5 separate regions of the Mus musculus genome follow, and regions 2, 3, 4 and 5 are each linked to region 1. A link is a loop called in an ENCODE intact Hi-C map of the cell type or tissue named here. Cell type or tissue: heart. All regions are shown on one strand.

Region 1 (5,000 bases):
CCTCAGGGTGGCTGAAAGGTGTGAACCAGCATGTGGGAGTTATTTTTCCAGGCATGAGTTCCCCCTGAGCTTTCTAAGCTCGGAGGTTCATTTCCAGGCTGGGCCTTGCTCTAGGCTAGTCATGCAAGTGCCTGCCTTTGGTTTTGCCAGCCTGGGAAGAATAGGGGTCCATCTACCAAGCAGGTGACTTCAGAGCCATCTCAATTTTTTAGATTAAGGATGGTGGATGGGGGGTAGCAATGAACAGATATCTTAGGCCAAGCTACTTGAAGTGGGGTGACAATCTGCAAGGGATTCTGGGAAGCTACTGAATGCTACTGGGAATGATGAGACTGAACCCCATAGTAAGAGCAGGCTATTTCTCTCCTGGTTTTAGATCTTAATGCATAAAGGATGGTGTGGGCTGGAGAGATGGCTCAGCGGTTAAGAGCACTGACTGCTCTTCCAGGGGTCCTGAGTTCAATTCCCAGCAACCACATGGTGGCTCACAACCATCTGTAATGGGATCTAACGCCCTCTTCTCGTGTGTCTGAAGACAGCTACAGTGTACTCATATAAAATAAATAAATTAATTAATTAATTAATAATTAATTAAAAAAAAAGATGGTGCAAGCTTGCCTTCCATGGAGAGACACGCATGACTCTGGCAGGTGCAGAGGTGACAGGTGCTTGCAAACCCCTGCCAGCAAGTCCTAGTGACAGCTGTGGCCCAGCTCTGCTCTGAGACAACTCTTTTGAGCTCATGACACAGAGACCGTGGAAAGCGGGACACAGGAAGCAAGCAGCCCTGCCGCTCACAGAATGACTGTCCAATGCCGCACGGAGCAGATGTGTATGTCACACTAATGGCCGCCAGATTTGTAGACCCGCAGGGAGAATATTTAATGGAGACTCCCAACTCCAGGTTTCAGTGAGGTCATCCTGTCCCCCACCTCTCCATCCCAGTTCTGTCATCCTCTGCCTGCAGCTGTATGCCACGCCCTTTCCATTCACCTCCCTTCATTTCCTAAAAAGCCCGTGTTTCCAGGCGTAGGTGGATAGGCTCCGTTGTTGTCGGTCTGTTCCGTTGTCTCAGCATCTTCCAGCAGGAGGGCCCTGCTTTCCTGGGGCATGGGCTCAACTTTCCCTTCCTCTTAGCTCATATGCTTCCCCCACACGTCGTCTTCGCCTTCGAGGTTATCGTAGCTTCTTCCACCACACCCGTGATCCATAACAGCTTATCTGTGCGCCAGCTTTCTGCCACTCCATATGGTCTTGCTTAACTCAACAGGGGAATTCTTCAAGTCCCGCCTAGCCTGAACTCCAAGAACATGGTGTGCAGGGGTAGAGGCAATGAGAGGAGTTCCTCCAGGGAAGGGCGGAGGCTCCCTCAAACAGGAGCACATCCAGAGGCCAGCCCTTAAAGGAGAGCACACCTTAGCCCTCCCTAATGAGGGTCATAGCCTAGACAGTCTACAGGACAACACAGGGTCATAGACTCAGGAACAAAGGAAATCTGTTTGAAAGATTTAACCGTGGCAAAACAAGACGAAACACCGAGTTATTCATATAAGCCACGGCAGGAGGAAAGACTTTTTGTTCAATAACTCAGCATGGTGCCCTCTCTGATTGGGACAGAGGGCACTTGATGCAGGATGCCATGTTGACTTGAAGTTAGAGGACAACTTAAGCTGTCAAACTCAGTGAGTGGCAACTGGACATTATAGACCAAGCCAACACTGGCTGTGTGCAGGGACTTTTATACAACCCTTCAGCTTCTCAGTGTAAGGTGTTTTCTGAGGGAACCTTTAGACAGTGACGAATACGGGCCTCCACTTCAGCAGGAAAGAACCTTAGCCTGGAAGGTCTCCCAGGCCCCCTGGGAAGACTTCGAATGACTTCAAGTTGTGAGAGGAGGACTCACTGCACTTTCACTGTTTGTCCCCCTGCCCCTGTCCCTCTGGGTCCACTGCTGGGTATTAGAGATGAACAGACCTGAGCTCATCTGCTGAACAGCGTGAGTGGCAGGGACAATCAGTGGCATGCAGCAAACACCTTGTAGATATCTCCTGCTTCATTCTGCAACGTGTCCAGGAAGCAGGTCAGCCATTCCTGCTGCACAGGAGCATCAGGCCCAGAGATGCCCTGCAAATGCCCTGCTTGCGATGTCTCAGCAAGGGGAGTGTGTGCTACAGCTGTCCGGGCAACAGTGGAGTTCTGACCTTCTCTGGAGGCCTGACCGTGTCCACCTGGGGATCTAAATTGCCAGAACTCTTTTGCCAGGTAATAAACTCGCTGGCGAAGGCACATGTGGAAAAGGCTAAAAGAAACGTTCGCTAGCTGGACTGCATTGCCTCTGTTTCCAGATCTTTCCCGTTCTGTTCCTTTGGCTACCTCCAGTAGCTCCTGGGCATTTCCCTTCCACAGGGGCCAAACCATCTGCTTCCTCTTACTCCTCTGCCTGGGGCAATGTGGATGGAGACATGTTTCCTTGAGGTCTTGGCCATGGGCAGCAGATCATCATGTTCCATCCTGAAGTCCAGGACTGGCTCTTACTCCTCACCAGCGTCCCCTGAGCCCTAAACTTCTGTGGAAAATTGGCTTCAGACGATGCTTCTGCAGAGGGATCAGGGTCCACGACTCGCAGGTACCTCTGCCTTGAGCCAGGCTGTGAAAAAGATGGTTAGAAAGTCTGCTGGGGGCAGGAGATGGGTGCCACTGCACCTAGGGCAATCCCCTTTGTCGGATTTCTCGATTCCAAAGGTCAACATGCCAATTACCCGAGAAACAAGAATTTTCATGGAACTGGGTTAATGGAACCAAACAACTCCATTTTGTTATTAAGGGATTTTGAAAAAAAAAACAACCCAAGTGACATTTGGATAGTTTGGACAAGTTCATTAGGTGCTTAAACAGAAAACGTTTAATTGGATTTTAAATGTTTTGTAAAGACTACAGAAAGTTCACTTTAGTTCCGACCTTGCAGTTCATTCCAGGTAGAACACAAGGGGGCGCTCACACACTGTACTTAAGCGCGGTCAGTGCGGCGCAATGAGATAGAAGCATGGTTCAGAAGGAAGCCTCCGCCCAAGCAATCATAGCATCCACGGAAGTTGACCACCTATGTTCCCACAAAGGGCGACATTGTACTTGTTGTGTGTCATTGGGAAGGTGGCCTTCCATGACCGGCTGCATCAGCGTTCCTATGCTGTAGGTTCAGCCCTTAAGGGAATTGGGGCGCAGGCAGTGCAGCAGGAAACCGGGCAGACTCCTTTTAAGGCCCAGTGACTCCTGAGCCTCCAACACTGCTCATGTGGAAGGAGATTCCCTGCTGTGACAGAGGCAGGTAAGGGTTGGAGTTGCAGGCTCGGGCTGGGTGCAGTGATAGAGATCTTTAATTTCAGCACTTGGCATGCAAAGGAAGGTGGAAGGTGGATCTCTGTGTGTTTGGATCCAGCCACACAGTGAGGCTCTGTCTTAGAACAAACAACAAAGAAAGATACAAGCTTCCTTGGCTGATGCCTTGGTTGGCGTTAGTCTGGGAGGCCAGGAAAGTGGGTGCATGGTCACAGCTATGGGGGACTTAAGCATTTTTAAAATTTCTTTCTTTCTGTTTGGTTGTTTTAATTCATCTTAGAGCAGGCCTCTAAGGGGCATCAGCTAAACACAGCATTAACGATGTACAATTAAGACTAGGCACAAACCCTCCTCATATTAAGGCTGGACAACTGAATAGGAGGAAAAGGGCCCTAAGAAGTTGGCAAAGGGATCAGAGACACCCCCCCCCTTCCGCCCCCCATCCCGTTGTTAGGATTCCCATAGGAACACCACGCGACAAGTATAACATACAGAGGACCAAGTGCAGACCCACGCAGGCTCAGTGATTGGCCGCTTCAGTCTGTGAGCTCCCAGGAGCTGATTCTGGGAGTTGAGTTCTCCTGGTATCCTTGACCTCTCTGGCTCCTACAGTCCTTTTTGCCCCCTTCTTCAAGGTTCCCTCAGCTCCTTGAGAACTTCCGATTTGGCTGTGGGTCTCTGTATCTGCTTCCATCAAGCACGGTTTGAGCTGGGCAGTGGTGGCGCAAGCCTTTTTTAATCCCAGCACTTGGGAGGTGGAGGCAGAGGCAGGCGGATTTCTGAGTTCGAGGCCAGCCTGGCCTGCGGAGTGAGTTCCAGGACAGCCAGGGCTATACAGAGAAACCCTGTCTCGAAAACAAAACAAAACAAAACAAAACAAAATACATTTTGATTCAGTTGGAATGACAACTTTCAGGAGTCCACTCTCTCCTTTCACACTGGGGTCATTCTCCATGGGAAATGCCTTTACCTGCTGAGCCAGTCAATGGGACCTTCCTTTTCCTGTGGCCGCCTGGAAGTGTCTCTCAGTTCAGGGTGGGCACTGCTTGGATTCCATTCTATTCAACATATCTGGAAACCTTCGCTCCCTAAAGCGTTTCTTCTCAAAGGTTAAATAAATCTGACACATTTAGGCTTGCTTTTCCAGTCTCTCTGCTCATTTACTAGGGAAGCTGAAGATATGGCACGCCCAGCATAAGCAAAGCATCTCTTGACACCATTCCCAGTGCTGGAGTCTTCAAAGAACATCCGAGAGCTGGAGGAGTCGGCCTGCTCTGTGAAGAGATTCCAACTGGTGTGTGTCCTTGCTGAGGGTTCTAATTGCCGAGGAGGAGGAGGAAGTATGCTGAGGGTCACAACAAAGACAGGGTCTGGGGGTGTTGCCCAGATTGCTCTCAGAACTCTTGGGCTTAAGTAACTCTCCTGTTGCAGCCTCCAACTCACTGGGATTTGTGGCATGCATCATGTTAGTTGGCTTTTTGTTGACTTCTGTGATTGTGGCCCAAGTTCTAAATGCTTTATATTCCCCTCTCATTTAGTAAACTCCAAAGACACTTGCTGATTTCTTATCAGGGACCAAGCTTACTTTCCCCAAGCACTGGAATATAGCTCCAGTGTGCTGGCTCTCCCTCCACCAGAACCCTCACGCCCAGTCTTTCCGTGCC
Region 2 (5,000 bases), 140 kb after region 1:
TGACAAGCAGAAGGTGAGCTGTCTTTTTGCCTGGCCACTCTACAAAGGGAACGCCCGTGCCCTTCACACCCAAGACAGATTCAGGCACAGGCTGAATCTAGCTAGGATAGGGACCTGATCAAGGACATTCTCACTGCCCAAAGGGTTGACTGGGCTGCTGCAGTGCTGGGATCCTCTGCCTGAGAAACTATGATCTCTGGACAGGTCAGTTTCCTCTAGCTGAGCTAATGTTTATGGTTCTGTCTATTCTAGAAAATGGGACCCTTATCCTTTCTGCTTCTGGTAAGATCTTTGCCCTATCTTGAGGGAGGGATTGGGAGCACTTCTTGCTGAGTCAGCACCAACTGCATGTAGTAAAGAATGCTCAGCTACTAGCAATAATGTCTTGAACTCAATTTTTCTGCCTAGGTCAGTTGGAAGCTGATTCTGGGCTGAGGGTGGCCACCGGGTGGACCAACCTCAGCCCTGGTTCCTTTGAATACAGTAAATGACAAAGTTCACCCTTCAGCCCTGCTCCCTCCCCTTTCTCACTGAAACTTCAGTTTTCTGGGCTGAGCCCCCAGGCAGAAATTCTGTTCTCCTTCCTTCTTGAGCTGGATGTTGGCACTGCCAAGTTCTGCCGGGGTTGAGCGCCAGGTTGGCAAGGTAGCCCATGCCCCTTGATCAGAACCAGCTGGGCATACAGAAGTTGGACAGTCTCTTTCCAGGTCCGGTTCCCTCTAACGACTTTTACTTACAGGAACCTCAGTTCTGTACCCAAAGACAGTCCCAGCTACCTTGTCCCAGCCCAGCTTCCTCTCCTAGGAAGTCTCAGAGAGTCTCAGATAGTAGAGAATTGCGGGAAGCAGGACCAGGAAGGACAGGGCTCTTTAGCAGTTTTTAATCTCCCTTTGGGAGAAGCAGGTGCCTGGGAACTGTGGAAGACTCAGGATGCTGGGAAGAGACAGAGCCAGCGCCTCTACTGTAAATTGGAAGGGATTTAGGGATTGGGAAGTAGGAAGCCGGGAAGGCAGAAGCTAATGGAGTTACTGCTGTTTCTCAGAAAGAAGAAAGTCCCCTTTGGGGTTGGGCTTGGGAGCGCGAGGGATCCCCCCCCCCCCGTGGGAAGGGAAGAATTGAAAACCATCGAGAGGCAATAGACTGTTAGTCAGGGTCTGCGGAAGGTCCTACCTGCAGGTCGGTCCCATAGAAGGCAGCCATGGACGCATCAGCCACCAGAAGTGTTTCCACGAAGCGAGCCTCGGACACAAACCTCTTGCTTCTAGTTTTGGATCCGAAGGGTGGTGGCACTTTGCGGGAGTCTTCTGTCTCTTTGAGCAACCCCTCCTTGTCCTGCTTCCTGTCCTCTTCGTTGTCACTTCTCTCCTGTCCCTGCCCATTACCCATCTCCACCTCCCACTCCAGTCCTTGAGGGAGGGGGAAAACTTCGGCGGCAGCGAGCCCGGGGTCTTCGCGGCGCTGTCCCGGCCCCCAGCGCTGCAGGCGATGAGGCTGGTCCAGGGAGTCCCCAGCGCCCTGTGGCTGGATGGTGAACTCCTCGCCTGCCAGCAAGAACGAGCCGCTCAGCCCGCGACACAGGCTCATCGCCGCCAGCGACTCCCGTTCTCCATTCACTGTGCCAGAGAAGAAGCAGCCACGCAGTCCCGGCTCGCCCCCGGCCGCCGCGCTCGAGCCCCCGAGGCGCTCGATCTTGAATTCCGGCGCCAGGAAGCTGGCGTCAGGCGCCAGGCGCAGCACGAAGCCCTGGCCGAAGGCGGACAGGTGGAAGGCGAGCTCGCTCGCGCTGCCGGGCAACCGCGTGGGCACCACTAGCTCCGAGGCCTGCGCCCCGGTTCCCGGCCCCGCCGGGGCGCCGCAGACGAGTGGCGGCGGCGGCAGCTGCAATAGCAGCAGCAGGAGGGGCGGCCACCCGGTGGTGGTGGGGTCGCGGAGCATGGGGGCAGAGTGCTGCGGAGCGCGGGAGAGGGAAGAAGATCGCCGCGCGCGGGCAGGTGCTGGTGGCCCGAGGCGGCCGGGCCGCTCTGTCCAGGAAAAATGATCAATCGGATGGGGAGGCCGACTCGGCTAGCGGCAGCAGGCGCGGCGGTCCCCTGGCGGCCCCTCTGGATCGCGCAGCCCGCTCCTCCTGCGCCAGCCAACCTAGCAGAACTCGAGCAGCTGGCGCCCCGGGCCGCGAGCGCGCGTCCTCCGCGGCGTCCCGTGCAGTCGCCTCCTTCCTCGGGAAACACCGAGTGGGCTGCCGAGCCCTTCGTATTTATACTTCCTTCCCGGCTTTGACATAAGAGGTTTATTTTTGATCGCTCACTATTCCCGTTTCCCCTCCCCTGGGGTCAGAGACAGAAACAGAAAAGGAGAGGAGGGGAAAAAAAAGGGATGAAATGTAAAACCAATCAGGAGTCAGTGAGCCCCTCCCGATAGTTAAGTAGTTAAGTGTCAACTACAGCTTTTTTTTTTTTTTTCCTTTTTACGTGACTACGTGAAGACCCATGCCAATTCCTGTAATGCTGGACAGTCCCCCTGAAGGCGAGTCCTAGATGGGAGAGACACTGGCTTCTTCTTGTGCAAGAGCCAGGTGCTGGGGACAGACACACCCTGCTCTGGCCTCAGAGACAGTATGCAGATTTTTGTACAAACCTGGCAGTGTTAAAAGAGGTTTGTGGGAAGGTTCCAAAGCCTTTAATGGTCAAATACAAAGTGAGAGGTAGGAAAGTCATACTGGAATCACGCTGTCCATTAGGAGCACTTCAGAACTTTAAAAATGCCACCTGGTCAAGGTTGTTTTGTTGCTTGCTTCTGAGCATAGTGGGGGTAGTGAGAGGCTACTACCAGGAAAGTAAAATGGATTCAATACCACTACATTTCTCGTTTCCTATGGGAGGAAGTACTTCACCAGTCTGTCTTCTGATGCACAGCTCTGCCAGTTGCCTTGCTGACACGGGGAAAGGTGGCCAGGTCCCTTATACTGTATTGCCCACAGCTCCAAATACATCTAAATATGTGGGGAGATAATTCACTCTGCCACCTTCCTACAGAAGAGAGTGGGATCCAGCAAGAGTGATGACCGTCTTAAGACCACAAACCACAATCTTTGTATCCACTCTAGTATTACCGGTGCAGGTCTAGATTGGATTCAGAATCAACGTTCTCTCAGTACCAGAACAAGTCCTAGCCCCTCGCCCTGTGTCTTTTCTGAGACAATCATGGAGGATACAGCATTTGGCAGCTCACCTACCCCCAACTACGCAGCTCTTTGCTTATGTGAGGGTGCCTACAGTTGAGTCATTCTTACTTCGTTTGGCCGATCCAATCCATTTCTGTAGCTGTGAAGGATTGGCCTATGCAAAAGACTCCTTGGGACTTGTTACCTACAAAGAGGAGTCTCTTAAATTAACTTGTGTCACTACAGAACCTAAGGAAAGGCCCCAGCACCGCAAGCTCTCTCCACTTTTATAGGACTGCAAAGGAGTGGTTGAATCTCCTTCCTTTGCTGTATAGAGAATTGGAAGTTTGGGTAAAACACTCCTAGAGGCAGGGGAATGGAAAGCATCTCTGTTTTCTACCAAAAATGAACAAGATGCTCATCCCTCAACAGTTTAATATCCCTGGGACAGTGTGACCTGTACGGTTAAATGAGCAATCCCTTTTGCCTCAGGGCTGTGGTGACATTTCAATTACTGGTCTTAGCCATTAAGTTCCTTGTTCAGTATTTTCCAGTGTATCCTTTTCCTTTTTCTTTTTTCCTGGTTGTTGTTCTTTTCTTTCTTGAAACAGGGACTCACTGCATAGCCCAGGCTGGCCTCAAACAGGTATGTGCTGTGACCTCATGCCTGGCTTTCAACTTCTGGTTTTCCATAGTAGTTAGGTCCTTCACGTGTGCGAGTGCCTTCTTTCTTCTTTGTGACTACTATTTTATTGGAGTGCCCAGCTTCTTCTTTCTCTTTAGATGTTAGAGGCTATAACCAGGCTCGGGGAAACTAAGTGTTGCTTGTGTTTTCATTTGGGAAATCTCTGGAAATTGCAGCTGCTACTGTTGTAAAACAGAAAGAACTACTTTGAAGGCAGACACTGAACTGGGCTTCATCTTTGCCCAATTTCATCAACAACTACAACTACAACCACACAAAAATTGCTGTCTGGCAAACGATCTTGGGAGCCAGCCTGGCTGCTAGGTAGAGACCTGCTGGATTCCTCCTGATGCCCCTGTGGTAACTTCCAGGGAAATGCCTGCCATTCGCAATGCAACCACAAGGTGTCATCCGTACCTTAGTTATGCTTAATCCAAGCCTTGCAGGGATGGCGGATGACTTGCAGAGAGGACTCTGAGAAGCTTGGTTGGTGAAGTCCATACAGCAAAACAAACACTATCCCAGCCCACCATGGAAAATCTCAAATGGGCCGATTTTGGAGTTCCTACATTAACGTCTTGAGCTTCAAAGAATATAAAGGCTTGACAAACTGCGGTGCATGGACTAAGACTGCTTCTGTATATTCCATGTGCTAAAGAAAAATGTTTTACATATTTTAAGTGGTAAATGTAAAAAAAAAATAAACGATTACTATTTCACGATCTTGAAAATGCCATGAAATTCAAACTCCAGTGTTCGTAATAGAGTTTACTGGCAAGAGACATTCACAGACCCTTTGGCTGCATTTGAGCTATACAGGATAGGGCCGAACGAGCTTAGAATATTCACCATCTGGATTTTTCTATAGAAACGTTGTTGGCTGAATGTAAAACAGTGTTAGTTTAAATTTCTTAAATTTGGAGTGGCATGAGATGCCACATACAGGATTCTCAGCAAGTAAGATGCTCAAAATAAGTTTTTTTTTTTTTTTTTTTTTGCTATGAATATGAATGTGGAATTATTTGAAAAGTTAAGATATATTTGTTTGGTCTATAAGTCTATATTTAACATCTATTAATTATTTAATTAGTGTTTAAATAATTAATTGCTTTTGTATTGGTTTGTACTATAGGCTTATTGTACATTTTAAGTTGT
Region 3 (5,000 bases), 350 kb after region 1:
GGGCTCATACTCAGGGAGTGGGTGCAACTCTCAGCCTTTGTCAAAGAAGCCTCTTTTGGCAGTGGGCAATGGTCAAATGGGAATCCATAACTGGATGAATCCTGAAGAATATTTGGCTACTGGGTGGCTTCAAGTGGCTCATCTATGTTACCCTTTCTATGGAATATCAAGGAGAAGGGGCAGAGATCTATGGGTACCAAAGGACGAGGAAGAGTGTAGTTGGGTACTCTAGTCTGGATATAGCATGGCTGATACAATTATGAACGCACAGCAGCTGTGATTAACCATACCAAGTCTGAAGACAGAGAGACAGAAGCAGGGCCTACATGACAGAAGAAAAGACTTGGCTTGAATGGGACAAGAGAGGGACGCGAGGTAAATGTAATAACAATGCATCATATGCAGGCGTGATACTATACAGCATCAAAAAATCAAGTCTATGATGGGAAATTTTGCCTCTTGTAGTATATGGTACTGTAGATGCTGGCTGTCACATGTGCAACATGGATTTGGTTTCTAAGTGAACAGAAGTTACTTTCCTAGGAAAAGGGTTCTGAGGAGGATGGAGGCTGAAGCTTGAGGGAGCCTCTCAGAATACAAAGAAGAGACAGTATTGGGCTGGCTGCTGAGCACAACTACTGTCTTTCTGCTTTTCACAGTATTTCTTAGGCTCTTTATGCACTCTGTCTCTCCTCTCTGACCTTGCCTGTGTTTGTTTGCCCATGTGTGTGGTGTCTGCCTCTAGGTCATCAGTAAAGGCTAACTTAATGACTAAATGATCTTGTCTCAGAGTCCCTGGTAAATCTAGAAGACCAAGCCTAAGAAAATAAACAGGTCCTGTGTGAATCAGGCAGACTTTTACACTTCATTACTTTTAAAATTGAGATAGGATATTACTATATACCCCAGGCTAGCCTGGAACTTAATATGTATTTGAAATTAGCCTTGAACTTGTGACAGTCCTCCTGCCTATGTCTCCTGAGTATTGGGATTACAGATATTAACTCTAAAATCAATTTAGGATTTACCTTCCAAGGCAAGGTCACTTACTGATCTTTCAGGCCGTCAGCACTATTGTATATTAGGTGAGACCACTTCTCCTTCTGTGGTCTCCTTCATGGTCTAGAGCTAGCCTGGCTCCATCTTATAGGATAGAAGGACAGTTTCATCTCATCCAGCACTTAGTAGCAGCCTTATTTTGACCTTGTGGCAGGGAAATGCCATGCATTCAGTACTGATTTTGTAAGCTATGTAGTCAAAAGAGTTAACCAAAGTAGGGTATGAAAGCTTTATGGGAATGTTGTTAGTTTCCCAAAGCACACATCTGCATATCTGGCACCACATTGAGTTAGGTACTATAAAATTTATTCTTTTGTAGATGAAGAAGTTGGGGGGGTCTAGAAAAGTCAAATACTTTGCCCAGTTAGTCTTCAGCAAAAGACGGCAGTAGATTTCAAACTCTGGCAGTCCAACTCCAGAATTTCACTATACACACCCCACCTCTTGTTTTTCAATTTTAAGTCATAAATTCATGAAGTGAGTGTATTGTGCCATCTCTTCCCAAACTGTAGAGTAAGACCTGGGGCACGTGCAGGGAGTGGCTTATTATCATCAAAGAAGGGGCTGAGTTGTGGTTCCGTTCTGATGTTTGATGGAGAATGGAGAGTTTACTTTGGTAAGTTAAGATGCTTAGGTTGGCCCACTGACAGGGGCAGCACAAAGAAAAGTCAGGCTCAGGATTGGGATTCCTGTGTCTCTGCTCTTGGCTTATCACAGTCGTCATCATCAGCGCCTTGGCTATCATTAGCGCCTTGAATTTTTGTGTTGGTCAGTGCCTGCATTTCTGTTTTGTTTCCATTCTGTTGCTGGATACAGAAGACATCAGGTGAGAAGGGATTCTTCCTAGGGGCTGAACTACAGGGAGTTTCTCGGTGTCTACTTCATCTCCTTGTTAATTAAAGGTGAGAAAGTGCCTGGGGACTTGGGGTAGTTGATAAAAGCAGGCCTACTTTCCAGGGTTAGCCCTATGCCCCACAGTTAGGTTCCCAGGCTTTTGTTTATGAGCTATAAATTCCTCAATGAGGTTTGTCTTTTCATTTTATTGGGGAGCTTTCCTCATAAAGCCCCTCTAGAGGCCATCAACCCCACTCCCAACTCTTGGGAATTGTCTTATATGTACATGCCTTGTGATCTCTTTCCCTTCCGTTAGCCTCTTCTCTCCCCTGTTAAGAGCTCCAACCCAGTCTGTCTTCCCATTTCTATTCACCCTACTCGAATGGGGAATTCCAAGCAGCTGTGTTTTCTGAGGGCTATCACTCTGCAGAAACGGATTCCTGCTCTGGGTGCTGTTTTATCTGTAAGACTAGAAAACTAAACGATATATAGTGCTTAGATATCATTTTCTTGAACTACTTCTCAGTGCTGGAATTTACAGTGTTTAATGCCAGGCTGTCATCTAGTGGCTGTTTAAATGGCCCCAGAGCCATGAAACATACCCAGTCCACTTCTCAGACCATTCTGCTGGAGGATTTTTAGTAATACAGGACTGGAGTATCTACCCATTAACCTCATTCCTGTTTTGCTTCATGTGACAAGTCTCTGAGAATTTGAAGGCATCTTTCATGACTTTTGCCTAATTATCCATTCCAAGGCAGTAACAATTTTCTTTACTGAAGCCACAGGCCTTGTTTTTTCAAAGATTCTATGCAAGCTAGTTTTATGTCAACTTGACATGAGCTAGAGTCATCTGAAAGGAGAGAATCTCTACTGAGGAATTGAGACATCCATAAGATCCAGCTGTAAGGCATTTTCTTAATTAATGATTGATAGGGAGCCGGGGGAGCAGCCCATTGTGGGTGGTGCCATTCCAGCTCTGGAGGTCCTGGGTTCTATGAGAAAGTAGGCTGAGTAGGTCATGATGAGCAAGCCAGTAAGTAGCATCCTCCATGGCTTCTGCATCAGCTCCTGCCTCAGGTTCCTGTTCTGCTTGAGTTCCTGCTCTGACTTTCTTCAGTGATGGCCTATGATGTGGAAATACAAGCCAAATAAATCCTTTCCTCTCCTCCTTGCTTTTGGTCATTTTGTTTTATCATAGCAACAGTAATCATAGCTAGGGAAGATTCTTTATGTATCAATACTTCTCTTGAATGATAATACCTGAGAATGGTGAAACCCGAGAAGCAAGAATTATTACAGATGTGATCAGCCATAGGGAGGAAGAGATCTCTTTGCTGTTCTGTGTTCCATTAATACACCCAAAGAATATGTTGGGGGTTGATTGTTGTTTGATGGTTGAGTATTTTTAGCTGTAATGATAACACAGTACTAGGAAACTACTCATAGGAGAAAGCCATGCATATATTCCCGAGGCCCCTTCCTTAAATATATGAGGAGAACTTGATTTCATCCCAGATGCCTCCAGGTATTCTCATGACCAGAGATTTAGGAGTCTTGGCCACAAACTCAGAACAGAAGGGTGGCATCTCTGAAGGAGGTTGTTTTCTGACAGAGTGAGGATAGGTGAGAGGGAGAGGGGGAAGACCGACCCTCTATTCTTGATGGTCCCTGTCTCCTTGACTTCCTCTCTATGGTCTCTTCACGGCCTCTTCCTGCCATTGCAGGGGACATATGAAAGAAGACCTGCATGAGGGCTTGCCATCATGGGGAGAGAACATAGGAGGGGTGCCTGTGGGTTCTTCTCTAGATGTTGATCTTAAGTAAATACGCTAAAAGGGCTTGCTAGGCCAGTTGCAAAGGCTTGCCCAGCTTCCCGTGATAGAGACTTAGGTCACATTAAGAAATACATTTGGCCGGAGAGGATTCCTGTTTATCAGGCTCTTTAGGAACTTTGCAAGCACTGTGCCTGGCAAATGTTTCTAAGATCTATTTATTGATAATCTGGCCCAGATCATCAAGCATATTGGCTGGCATCTATTGAAAATGATGCCAACATGAGCTATCATCAACCAAAATCCGGACCATTTTCCTAAAATAGAGTTAACCGTTCTTACTTTGCATCTGGAAGACCTAAAATGTTCGGGGTCATATGAATCACCAGCAAGGAACTATATAGAAACTGGATCTGTTATTCTTGTTCCTGACAGTGAAGCACAGAGTAACTTCCTAAAGAACCCCACAGAGCGTTAGCAAAGGCCTTGGGAAAGGAACTAGGAACCCCACCTCGGCCCATGCTATGTTAGGCAGCAGACCTACTTTTCTGTGCCAGGAACAGCATCCTGACAACACCCTTTCTTCCAGATCCCAGATGCCCTGCAGAGCCAGGCAGGTCAGAAAGGCAGATGTCAGCTAAGCGGGGCCTGTTTAAGGCATAGCCTGGGAAGTATGTGTCAGAAGCAGGTGAAAGATGTCAAGTTTCACACAAACTAGACACTAGATGAAAGTCTGGGGCAGAGAAGCCTGGGCTTTATTTACTTCTGTGTTCAAACCACTCTGTGTTATGCAGAAAGAAAAGTGCCAGAAGTTCTCTGAGAGAGCCTGAGTGTGGGTGTGGGTGGGAATGATGGTACCACCACGGGGTCCCACTTCTACCAGTGATGTAGACTTTGAAACTTACAAAGGCGGTATAGCAAAGTGAATATACTTAATATTACTGGAATTGCACATTTGAAAATAATTAAAATGATACATTTTATGTCTAGTGTATTTTTTCATAATAAACAAACCTGCAAATAAGCAAACCTACTAGACACAAAGATAGTGCTATGAGGAATGACTAGGACATTGCCTGCCACACCTCTGATAGAGATTGATACTCATCTCCAGGAAGTAGGTTAGATCTCACAAGAATGGGCTACTCAGAGTGTGATCATGTTATCAGTTTGTTTTAAAACAAGTTGAATTTTCTCTCTTGGAACAGATAAGGTCTCAAGTGTTTGTCTACATAATCTTCTTTTATCCTGTTTCTAGATTTTGCTATTCCTGCTCGACACTTAGGATTTAGTCAAAAGTCTGTTTTTCAGACTTCGAACTCATTTGTGCTT
Region 4 (5,000 bases), 130 kb after region 1:
ATGAAGAAGAAGAAGAAGAAGAAGAAGAAGAAGAAGAAGAAGAAGAAGATATCCAAGTTCTCTATCACTAACTCTCAGTGGGACCTTAGAAGAGTCAATCTTTTCCCGTTTCAGTCCCTCAATCCCAAGGTAGGGAATAGCAGTTTTTGCCAGGTAGAAAGAAAGCACTTTGGGGTACCCCAGGAGCTCTAACGCATGCGGGGTGCTTGGCTGTGAGACTCTCTCCAAGCCCTTAGATTCACAAGGCTGCTGAGCTGCTGGTTTGCGTCCTCTTCTCTGATGAAGATCTAGGCATGGAGAGCCAGGGCTCACTTAGGGTTAGATGTCCTCTCTATAACATGCCTAAGGGAAATGTATTGTGGCTGAATCCAGTGTTACTCAGTGACTCAGAGCTGACACATTCCCATCCATGTGGCCTCCAGCCCTAGTGAAATAACAGCTGCCCCATCCCATTCTCTTCAAAGCCAGATTCTATTCCAAGCGCCCCACACCTCCCACCTCAGTAGATCCTGACAATGACTGTGAGAAGAGGCAACCATTGACATTCAGTACAGAAATGGAGTCTTGAAGTCTTTATAAGACCCCCACCCATCTACACAACTATTAACTAGCAGCTGTTATTTAAGCTCGAGGCCATCAGTGTTCAGAACCCTTTATGTTCCTCTGCCTAGGTACAACCTCTAGTAGACTCACCTGAAGGGGGTGAAAGAACCGGAGATCTTCCTACAGGCAGTGCCTTTGCCCCCACACACCCCACATTTGTCCAGCTTCTTAGGTGAGTTCACCACATGGTCACAGCCAGCCTTAACACATTGCCCCCGGACGCAGATGGACAGAGTATCCGGTCCACACAGAGTGCCATCGATCACCTGGGAAAGGAAAGGTAAGAGGGGGCAGGCAGCACACAGAAGCCATCTGCAGGTGGAGAAGGCAACACGTGTCTGTCCTCGAATCCCTGTCACAGTTGGGGGGGGGGATTCTTACCTTAGCTTCAAACACTTTGAACTCACTCCTCCCACGGGCTCTGCAAAACAGCTTGCATCGGTCTCGGGGGGACACTCCTGAATACTTGGGGACCCACTGCAGGAAATTCCCATCCAGGTCAGTGTGGTTGTAGGCATTATATTTCTCACACTGCTGCTCCCGGAAGCTTTTTCCTGAGAAGAGTAAGGGACGGCTCAGAGTAACTTACCTGCTGAAGTACTATGGTAGAGAAAGATCCCAATCCAGGCCTCCTTTCTCTCTAGGCTTCGGACTCAACCCAGGGACCCAGGCACAAGCCCACTGTTTCTAGACATACCTGGGTGGGGGAAGTGTGTGTGTGTGTGTGTGTGTGTGTGTGTGTGTGTGTGTGTGTGACCTTTTCTCAAAGGACCAAGAAAAGGAGCCATGCGGCCTCACATTGGGATTTCTGGTACAAATATCCTTTCCATCTGAGTGCCTGATACCGAGCTCTACTTTCAGGACTCTGTTGTTTATACTTTATGCTGATTTCCCTAGTAACAACGGACATGTGGCAAAGGCTTACTGGCACTTCTAGCCCCGGTCTTGCCTCTACAGCTCACTTTATTGATTCTGACTATCTATGGGAGAGCTCCATCTGCAGGTACTATAATTACTCCCTACAAGAATTATTTTATTCTTTCGATAATTGGTTTGGTTTGGTATTCATTATAATGAGACTGGCACCCCAGCATCCTGGACATTCAAGCATCTCTCTGTGCTATTTCTAATCTACCATGTTGACATCTTCTGCTAAATTCAGGAAAATTTATCATTTTGGATGATTGCGTATAACTCTCGTAAGCCCAAGCCCAGGCCTCATGCCATGCCTTAGGGACCCAGCACTGAGCTTCCTGTGAGCTTCTCCAGTGCTCATACATGAAGACATATGTGTACAGCTTTCAGACCAATCTTCCCTTCAGATGTGTTTTCCCTGTACCAATCTTGAGTGAAGCCTGCTCCTCCCACCATGCATCTCTACCCTTGCTATACATCTGAATGGCTCATGGAGACTTTTAAACCCAGATGTACAGTGTTAAGCTTGTGAGTGCATACTGCCAAAGGGGTCCTGGCTGTACCCGGAAAAGCATCAGGGTGACCCGATGGGACAGTTGTCATGGACAATCCACACATGCTGTTTCAGTCTTTAAGGACCTTTCTGGTCTGGCTTTGACATGCTGCAACTTCTATTTGGCTCCTCCTGAGCAATTGATGGGGTTTATCATACCTACCTCATCCTGGCACATAACTTCCTGTCTCACCAGCATATCATCATCTGGACCTTCCTTGGCCTTCCCTCTCTGAGCTTCCTTCCCTGATTCCCCATACACTCAGGGTTGCTGCTTTACACAGGAAGCCACGATTACTTTGCAAAAGAGTTCATCATTAGTCATACTGCAGAGTCCTTGAGGACAGAGACCATGCGTGTGCATTTATACCTTCTGTGTCGACTATAGTTACAGACACAGAGGCACTGACTTGATAGAAATGGCTGACCTCAGTGCATGTAAAGTTATGTCACCTATCATTCATACCTACCTTGAAAACTCTCATTAGTACCCGAGAACAATTTCTAGAGTGTCTACTGCTGATCCTCCCTGTCTAACAAAACGGCAGAGCCTACAGACTTCCCTATTAGATCCTCAGCCCAACACCAGGGCATCTATCTTGGCAGCTGGGAGAATTTCTCCTAAAGCTTCCATAGCCTTTTCATGCTGCCAGCGCTTCCTGGAGCTGCCCAAACTGGCACTTGGATGGGGTGGAGGCCAAAAAAAAAAAAAAAAAAAGAAAATTCTGATTCCCTTTTCTAAATTGGCTATTGCTCCCCCTTCTCCACTTTGAATTCATGTGTGTGCTTTCTAGCATGACCTAGGGGGGTAGGAATGAGCAAGGGGAGGCAGAGGTGGTGCTCCTTCTGGGGAAGGCTCTGTCAGGCAGTTGCTATGGCTCCAAGGGAAGACGGGCAGCTCTTCTCAGAAGGAATGTACCCAGGAATCAATCACATCCAGAAACCCTCCCTCCTGCCTGGGCTGAATGCTGGCTGGAGAGACCTTGGAGGTTTGGCTCTGACACTTGCTTTGGAAAAGGCTGCCATCAGCATAGAGAAGGTTTCAGATGCCTCTTAGAGGGTTATTACCCTCCTCACAATCCCTCTTCAAAGGTCCCTCTCAGATTTGCTCGGGGGTGACATGCTTTGTCTCTCAACAGCTCAGAAGACCAGGACAAGAGGAATCTCTTCCTTTGATATCACCGTCCTCTCCCTAAAGTAAGAACAGTCTTGGGTGCCTGAGGACTGTTCCCAAGCTTGACATCTTGCAGAGCCCATGTAAATCTGGATGAGGGCTCTCCCCCTCTTGGGTCCCTTGTACCTATCCTGGCAGGTAATTACCGTTTGGTGGACATTCCTCTGTGTTGCATGATTGGTACTTGACTCTTTCACCCAGGCAAAATCTTCCTCCATTCTGAGGCATTGGATTATCACATTCACGGTTCGAGAATTGTATCCCTCCACCACAGGTGCGAGAACATTGTCCCCAGGGTCTCCAGGGACCCCAGTCTCCATCTACCACAGCCTGTAACACACAATGCCACCAAATCAGGACCAAAGGGAAGCAGGTTTCAGTCCTCTATGCCACCTGGCTGCTTGGGCCTGACTTCCTCATCTGAATGTATGGAGTCCTGCAAATTATTTCGATTGCTTGCTTAATGATGGCGTGCCTCGCTTGGATGTGACTTCATGAGCACAGAGGTAGCTTTGTTTGTTGTGAGTGCACAGAATATATAAAGAGTACCTTACCCTACCCAAGTGCCCAACACAATAGCTGCTGAATGAGTATGGGAGAGTCTTTTATGGGTAAGTTTGCATCTGGTGCAGTAGGTTTCCATTGGTGCCCATGGTGTCCACAATGGGAGGAGTCTGGAGTCACTGTAGCTGCCTCACCCGGGGAAGACATATGCCCCTAGCAGTGGGTCAAGACAATGATTCTTCGAAATAACCAACAGTGCATAATCCTCACAAAGCCTTTCCGTTGACAGCTCCAGCAAGGGTTCTAAATGACTTTTCCCCCTATTATTAAAGAACATTTTGCTCATATAAAAATAAAAACCGAAGACTGTAAAAATAAATATGGGAAGAAAGGAAAAGAAAGAAAGCAAGCTTTAAAAATGTGCCACTGCACAGAAAGAAACCACTCCCATAATTGTCATAGAATCCTCCCATTCTGCTCCAAATATCATGTCCTACAGCAGTGATGCATTCATTTGACAGAGGCATGATGCTGCAGACAAAGGGTAGTTTCTAGTCCTGCCCTTTTCACCTTAAGGATAGACGGATCCTATGACTGTTTTCTGTCACCCTCAGAGTTCTGCCTCTGAGATAGGTGGCTGGAACCTTCTTCTCTTTCAACACCATGAGAAGAATGAATGGGGAGACCAGGAGATGGCTGAGCTGGAATCCATGACACTGTACCAGCCCAGGCTCTGGGTGAGAATGTGTGGCTTCCACAGCCCAGGGAGGCTCCCAAATCAGCACCGAGAGCATGCCACCGAGGACAGCCCTTGGAACGTGCTCGGGCCACCGTGGCGATTCAGCACTGGGCAGGACCCAGGCTGTGAAACTCATCGGATGGTATTTCATCACGAAAGCCCCATGACTTGCAGAAGGAGAAATGTGATCAGCCTTGCTGTTTGGATGCATTAAGAGCAGGGAGAAGAAGTGAACCACTTAAAACCCTCACTGGCATTGCCTTGGGGTTTCTGCAAGTTTCCTCAGTACTGGGCCAAGGTTTCTCTTTCTGGACACAGGCCACTCGGATCCCTTCTCCCCTCCTCTTGGAGTAGACATTCTTACCATTACACTTACTCTCTGATTTCTACTAAGGAACTCAGCTCAAACATGGCAGGCTGTGGATACTCAGCCCTTATGCAATGTTGCTACTTCATGTCTCTCTCTATTTATAGTGGGTTCCTCTGGGCTCTCACTTACTGAGTGCCCACCT
Region 5 (5,000 bases), 660 kb after region 1:
CAAGGGAGCACACACCACTGGCGAGATCTTTGTCTAAACATGAGGGCCGTAGGGGGCAGGGTTTTTCTGGTTCCTCCAGCAAAGCTGTAAGAGAGGTGTCATCTCCTTGCTCCACCTCCTTGTCTGCTGTGTCAATCTGGATCTCTGGGCAATTAAGCACGGAGACCAGCATGCCTGTCTCTGTGTCTGTCCCTGGGGCCTCCTCGGCCTCTGCTCCTTCCATACATTCAGATCCCTCGCCATCCTTAGGCTCCAGAGCCCCGGAGTCGTCTAGGGCACACAGAGCATCTTGAATCCTGTCAGAAAGGAAGTTGCCTGGGGTCATTAGCAGGATGGTTTCTTTGCTCAGTTCAGACAGTGGTGACTCCAGTTCTGAGTCTTCACATAAGAACAAGGGGCCTCGGATATCTGGCTGTAGAAAATGGGATGAGCTATTTCCTACTTTTTTTTCTTCGAGCATCCCAGGCAAATCTCCCTCTACAGCTTCATGGCCTTCTTCAATCTCTGGGGAAGGGGCTGGCTCACTGGAGGTCAAGTGTACTGGGGCTGTTGCTGGAGAAGATGCTTTTCCTACTGGCAGACTCTCTACTTCAACAATCAATGGCAGAGATGTGGGCACCGAGGGCTGCTCTAGGACACTGGATGAGCAGGGGGGTTTAGTTCCCTGTGCTGCATCATGTCTGTACTTGGAAAAGATACTCACAAGAATAAGGTGGATCCAGTCAGGATCTGATAGCTTGCTGATCAGTGGTAAGATGACATTGCAAGTAATAACTTCAACCACAACGTGGCGTCCAGTCCTCGTCTCCAGGTGGGGCTTGGGCACTAACTCTTTTAGTATCAAGTTCACAATGCCACGTGCATAAGTGACCTCCGTGGTGGGACAGCTCATGGCAGGATGGGGAGCTGTAACCTGGCAGTAAGCATCCCACAGCTGGGAGGGCTGAACTGGACAGCTCTGCTCCTTTGCAGTAGCCTCCTTTGCCTGAATATAGCTCTGCAGGTGACAACCACAGAGAGTCAGAACCCTCTGGGTAAGAGCATGGCTGTCCACTATGCTCATCCGCCTTCGAAGCTCCTGAACCAACCCTTTCATGGCTGCCTCCATCTCTGCCTCGAAGGCCGGCTCATGGCTCACAGAACGATACCAGGATAACACGAAGTCTCGGATAATCATCTGGATAGTGCGGTTAATCTCCTGTTCCAGCTGCCTTTCTGCCTCGGGACATGGAGGACAGGTGGTGATGGTAATGAATCGTTCCAGGTGCAATTGACCTGAAGCCCCTAGGATGGCAGTGGAGCCCAGCCATCCTCCCAGCGCTACCAGCGATGCACATAGAAGGATCAGAAGCCACATGTTGACCAGAAGGTGGATGACCAGTAGCCAGCCCACCAAGACCCCCACGATCATTAGCTTCCGGCTACTCCATAGATTGCTGTGGACATAACTGGACTCGGAGATAGTCCCCTGGGTAGGGGACACTGTTTGTGCCTTCATGGTTGAAAGGACAGGTATGTTTCCACAGATGACAGCCTCCGATTTTATTTTGGTGTCAGGAGTGGGAGCATGAACTGTCACCGAAGAGAACAAGTCCAGCTGCTACTGAGTGAACTCTGGACCTTCGATACTACTGGCACTGCAGAGCGACAGAAAAAGCTCTGCTTCTCCCGCTCGCTTCTGTCGACAGGGCCCATCAACTAGCCTGTTCCAGCCGAGATGAGGAAAACTTTGCCGGCCTCCATCATGGCCCAGGCGGAGAGTCTCTTCGCAGCCCCGCGCGGCCCACGGACACTTACGAACTCCGAAGCAGCAGCCGGCAGATCGGGTCACACGTCGCTGGGGGACCCGTGCTCAGACTGCGCCCCTGGGAACGAACTCTTGGGGGGGTGGGGATCCTTCCGACCGCCGCGGCCAGCAGCCACAACAAGCTCCGGCCGCCCAGGCCACTACACTCCGCAACTCCAAAGTGGACAGAGCAGCGGGCCGGCTAGCAGCCGGCGACAGCTTCCGGGTCGCGGCCTGCGGGAGCGGGGTACGCTGGGAGAGCGGCCTGGTGGATCGGAGCCACGGACGCCCCCTGGTGGTGAGGAGCGGTGGTGACGGTGGGCGTACACACCGCTCTGCTAAGCTGAGAACCCAGAGCCCGTGCTCACCTGGGCCAAAACGGATACTCGCCCAGGCTCTTTAAAGTGCTGTTTGTAAATATCTCTAGAGGTTTAGGGAAACTTTCCGTAATGAGCTTTGTTTTAATTCCCTTGGAGACGTACTGTTGGGAGCTAGATTGATGAGGGATTTTAAAAATTCTCCTTGCTTCTTCCAGAACGCCCCACCTCTACCCCCACTCCACCCCCCCCCCCGACCCCCCTCCCAACTCTACTCAATTCACAGTCCACCTCTTTTGTTTTCCGGAGTAGTCAAAGGTAAGTATTAAGATGTGGGGCAGGTTTCTAGAGAGTATTTCCTATGTTTAGTCACTGGCTTGAAGAGTGGGTCCTTGTAGCCCTTGAAGCTAATTGGGGGAATGAGTTTATTTGACGTAAATCAGCTTTCAGTAAAGCGAGTCCCTATAAGATATAGTGAATTGCAAAATCTTAAGTACGTTCTGGAATGATTTTAGTGAATCGCAATGGTTAAAGGGAACCCATTAAGAAGATAGCCTTCGTGCTGAATCTTGAAGACTTTTCTGCCTGTCGGCTTCCTTTTCTTCCCATGTGCATAGGCATGCAAGGCAGAGGAAGAGACGTCTTGTTTTTAGTTTACCCTCTAACACATTTGCCCCTGTCTGTGTTCTGCTTTGAACACATCTGCCAGTTGTCAACTCAAAAAGAGTGACCTACAAAGAAAGTCAGTATCTGAAAGTGGCACTGGCTATGTGTAGAAGCATTGATGTCTTCTTTGTGTGAAGCCTCCACCTTGGTCCTTCTGGACTCTGCAGTGTGGCTCTCCTTTCCATTTGGACACAGATGAATGCCATCGCTCTTTACCAGTCTGTCCTCTGCTGTAGCCTTGAAGGATTTAGGCAAATTCACCAAATAAAACAAAACAACCCAACAACAACAACAACAAAACAAAGCAACAAAAAGCAAAAACTAAAACAAAACAACCCCCAACCCGCAAAAAAAAAAAAAAAAAACCAAGCAAAATAAAACAACCCTGTACCAGAGAGATCTTACAGCTTCCTTTTCTGTCTCCACTGCTGGTGTCAAGGTAATAACTTTATTTGAATACAAAGGAAACCATCATCTACAATTGGATGTGGTTGACAACTAACAGCCTCAAAGGCCAACAATATAGTTTAGGATCAAAGTGTTTCTAGGCAGGCAAGGTGATCTCTGGAGTTACAAAGCACTAATTCATGTTGCCAGGGTGAACATCCTTTCACTGTATCCTCCTCCCAACTGAAAGGAATGTGAGACCTGCAGACTGCCTGTCTTGTCCTCCCAAACTATCCTGTTGTTCCGGGAACAGTTACCTGACAGTAATGCTCTAGAGAAGTAAATATCCCTGCTGCCCACGCAAGAGTCACAGCAGAGACTTAAATGGCGGAGAACTAATGGTACCACTTAGGACTTCGCTTCTGCAGCTCAGAGAAAAACCTCCCATGCATCATGAGACCGAAAGTGCAGGGTAGCAACGAACTGACCTTGTCAGTGGGCGTTGTGCCACCTGAGCAGATGGTCTGAAGCTCTGAGGTAGCCAAGAGTGTCTTCCTGATTCTGCAGCACAGTTGATGGACATGCCAATGCACTTGTCATCTGGATGGCTATGAGCTTCTGCCTGGGGATTTAGGACAGATCTTAGGATCCAAACAGATTAATCATTGGGAGGAGGTGAGAGCCCTGCCTGATAGAGAATGGTGTGGGCCTGTGGTGGGGGAGGCTGACCGGTCACTCACCTCTCAAGAGATGCCGCTTGCCTTCCGACCTGCTATTTCTCAGTCCATTAAAGGCGTGCTAGGGCTAAGAAGACAAAAGCCACCAATTCACCCAAAGGTATTCTCAGGCTCATCAAAGGACAGCCACACAAAAAGAGCAGTGCATTTAAGCATGACGTCATGTTTAACATGAGGTAACCTGATGCTGCGATAGAAGACGGAGCAATAAAACAAACACAAAGAATGGGTAGTGACCGAGGGACTGGGGTGGTTCATGCCTGCTCACTCTTACATTTGCAAACAGAAAAGAAGTGAGTGTGTTTTAGGGACATATAGACTAGAAAAAGTAGGAGCTGAGGGAGGGATGGTCTTTCAGGTACTATGAGAACAAAAGGAAAAGGCCAGGTTGGAACAAGTCCATACCAGCCCTCAGATTCTCTTGAAAAATAGAAGATGAGGCAGGCTTGGTGTTGTGGGCTGTATTACAAGAGACTTGGGTGCCCTGGGCCTGGACTACAGTGTGAGCTCAAGGGCAGCCTGAACCACTTACTCAAATTTTATTTGTTCAAAAAAATAAAGAAAGAAATTACACAAGTCCAGGACTGTTACTCAGCCGTTAAATGCTGTTGAGCTTCTTCAAGCCCTTGAATTCAATCACTGGTGCTGGAAACAAAAACAGGAACCAAAACAAAGCCACGAGGCCAGGGAGAGAACTCTGACGATGCTGAAGGTGAGCCGAGACAGGGCATGGGGTAGAGTTGTTGCTGGAAAACAGGAAGTAATGGAATTCACACAAAAGACAGAGGCTTAGAGGAGCTAGCCAAGGTCAGCAGCATGAGTCTCTCATGGCATTAATGTATGTTGTTCAGTTGTTCTCTCCTCAGATGCTTTGCTCCTCAGCGTAGAAGAGAAGCAAACAGGATTGGAGCATGTAGCAATGTTTAGAATAGAGAGAAATGGCAAAGAGTCAGGCCCGTAACACCCCGAGAAGTGAGGTGCTAAAACTTAAAACTATGCTGTCTAGGTACACGGGCAATGAATGAGAGCCAGGAGAGGGACAGTCGGCTGTGAGAACGTACTCAAGTGTAATAAGAGTAGTATATGTGCAAACCAGAAAAAGGCTCA

The links. Hi-C counts contacts between places; a loop is a spot of excess contacts. Peaks named below come from ENCODE experiments on the same cell type or tissue, not always from the same donor. Only the 100,000 strongest peaks of a DNase experiment are listed, where the experiment ranks them.
Region 2: it touches region 1 in a loop (8-fold over the local background); 40 of 42 quality-filtered maps call a loop at or near these places.
Region 3: it touches region 1 in a loop (3-fold over the local background); 2 of 42 quality-filtered maps call a loop at or near these places.
Region 4: a loop joins it to region 1, with 5 times the contacts of the local background. A loop is called at or near these places in 40 of 42 quality-filtered maps.
Region 5: a loop joins it to region 1, with 3 times the contacts of the local background. A loop is called at or near these places in 4 of 42 quality-filtered maps.

The regions. Positions count from the first base shown.
Region 1 is chr9:31,080,526-31,085,525 of GRCm38, reverse strand. It overlaps Gm17508 (a long non-coding RNA gene), which reads left to right and starts at 2,945. Exons shown (of 2, transcript XR_870609.3): 1 at 2,945-3,325; 2 at 4,504-4,886. In heart, a CTCF peak has its summit at 2,976 (motif pointing right); a DNase peak (open chromatin) is centred at 3,095; H3K27me3 peaks cover 2,475 bases.
Region 2 is chr9:30,939,772-30,944,771 of GRCm38, reverse strand. It overlaps Adamts8 (a disintegrin-like and metallopeptidase (reprolysin type) with thrombospondin type 1 motif, 8), which reads right to left and starts at 2,210. Exons shown (of 9, transcript NM_013906.3): 1 at 1,171-2,210. The coding sequence starts at 1,935. In heart, CTCF peaks have their summits at 2,087 and 4,244 (motif pointing right); DNase peaks (open chromatin) are centred at 1,531, 1,831 and 4,251; H3K4me3 peaks cover 1,945 bases; H3K27ac peaks cover 721 bases; H3K27me3 peaks cover 3,690 bases.
Region 3 is chr9:30,732,313-30,737,312 of GRCm38, reverse strand. The region is part of intron 1 of Gm31013 (a long non-coding RNA gene); the gene reads left to right. Among named protein-coding and RNA genes, the nearest start is that of Gm31013, 47 kb to the left of the region's middle. In heart, a CTCF peak has its summit at 2,467 (motif pointing left); no DNase peak of the experiment used is centred here.
Region 4 is chr9:30,955,071-30,960,070 of GRCm38, reverse strand. Adamts8 (a disintegrin-like and metallopeptidase (reprolysin type) with thrombospondin type 1 motif, 8) reads right to left here. Exons shown (of 9, transcript NM_013906.3): 6 at 3,392-3,575; 7 at 985-1,157; 8 at 694-869. Among named protein-coding and RNA genes, the nearest start is that of Adamts8, 15 kb to the right of the region's middle. In heart, no CTCF peak of the experiment used is centred here; no DNase peak of the experiment used is centred here; H3K27me3 peaks cover 1,291 bases.
Region 5 is chr9:30,424,066-30,429,065 of GRCm38, reverse strand. It overlaps Snx19 (sorting nexin 19), which reads right to left and starts at 1,737. Exons shown (of 11, transcript NM_028874.2): 1 at 1-1,737. The coding sequence starts at 1,498. It overlaps Gm30933 (predicted gene, 30933), which reads left to right and starts at 2,088. Exons shown (of 3, transcript NR_169179.1): 1 at 2,088-2,199. In heart, no CTCF peak of the experiment used is centred here; a DNase peak (open chromatin) is centred at 2,015; H3K4me3 peaks cover 1,559 bases; H3K27ac peaks cover 1,057 bases; H3K27me3 peaks cover 657 bases.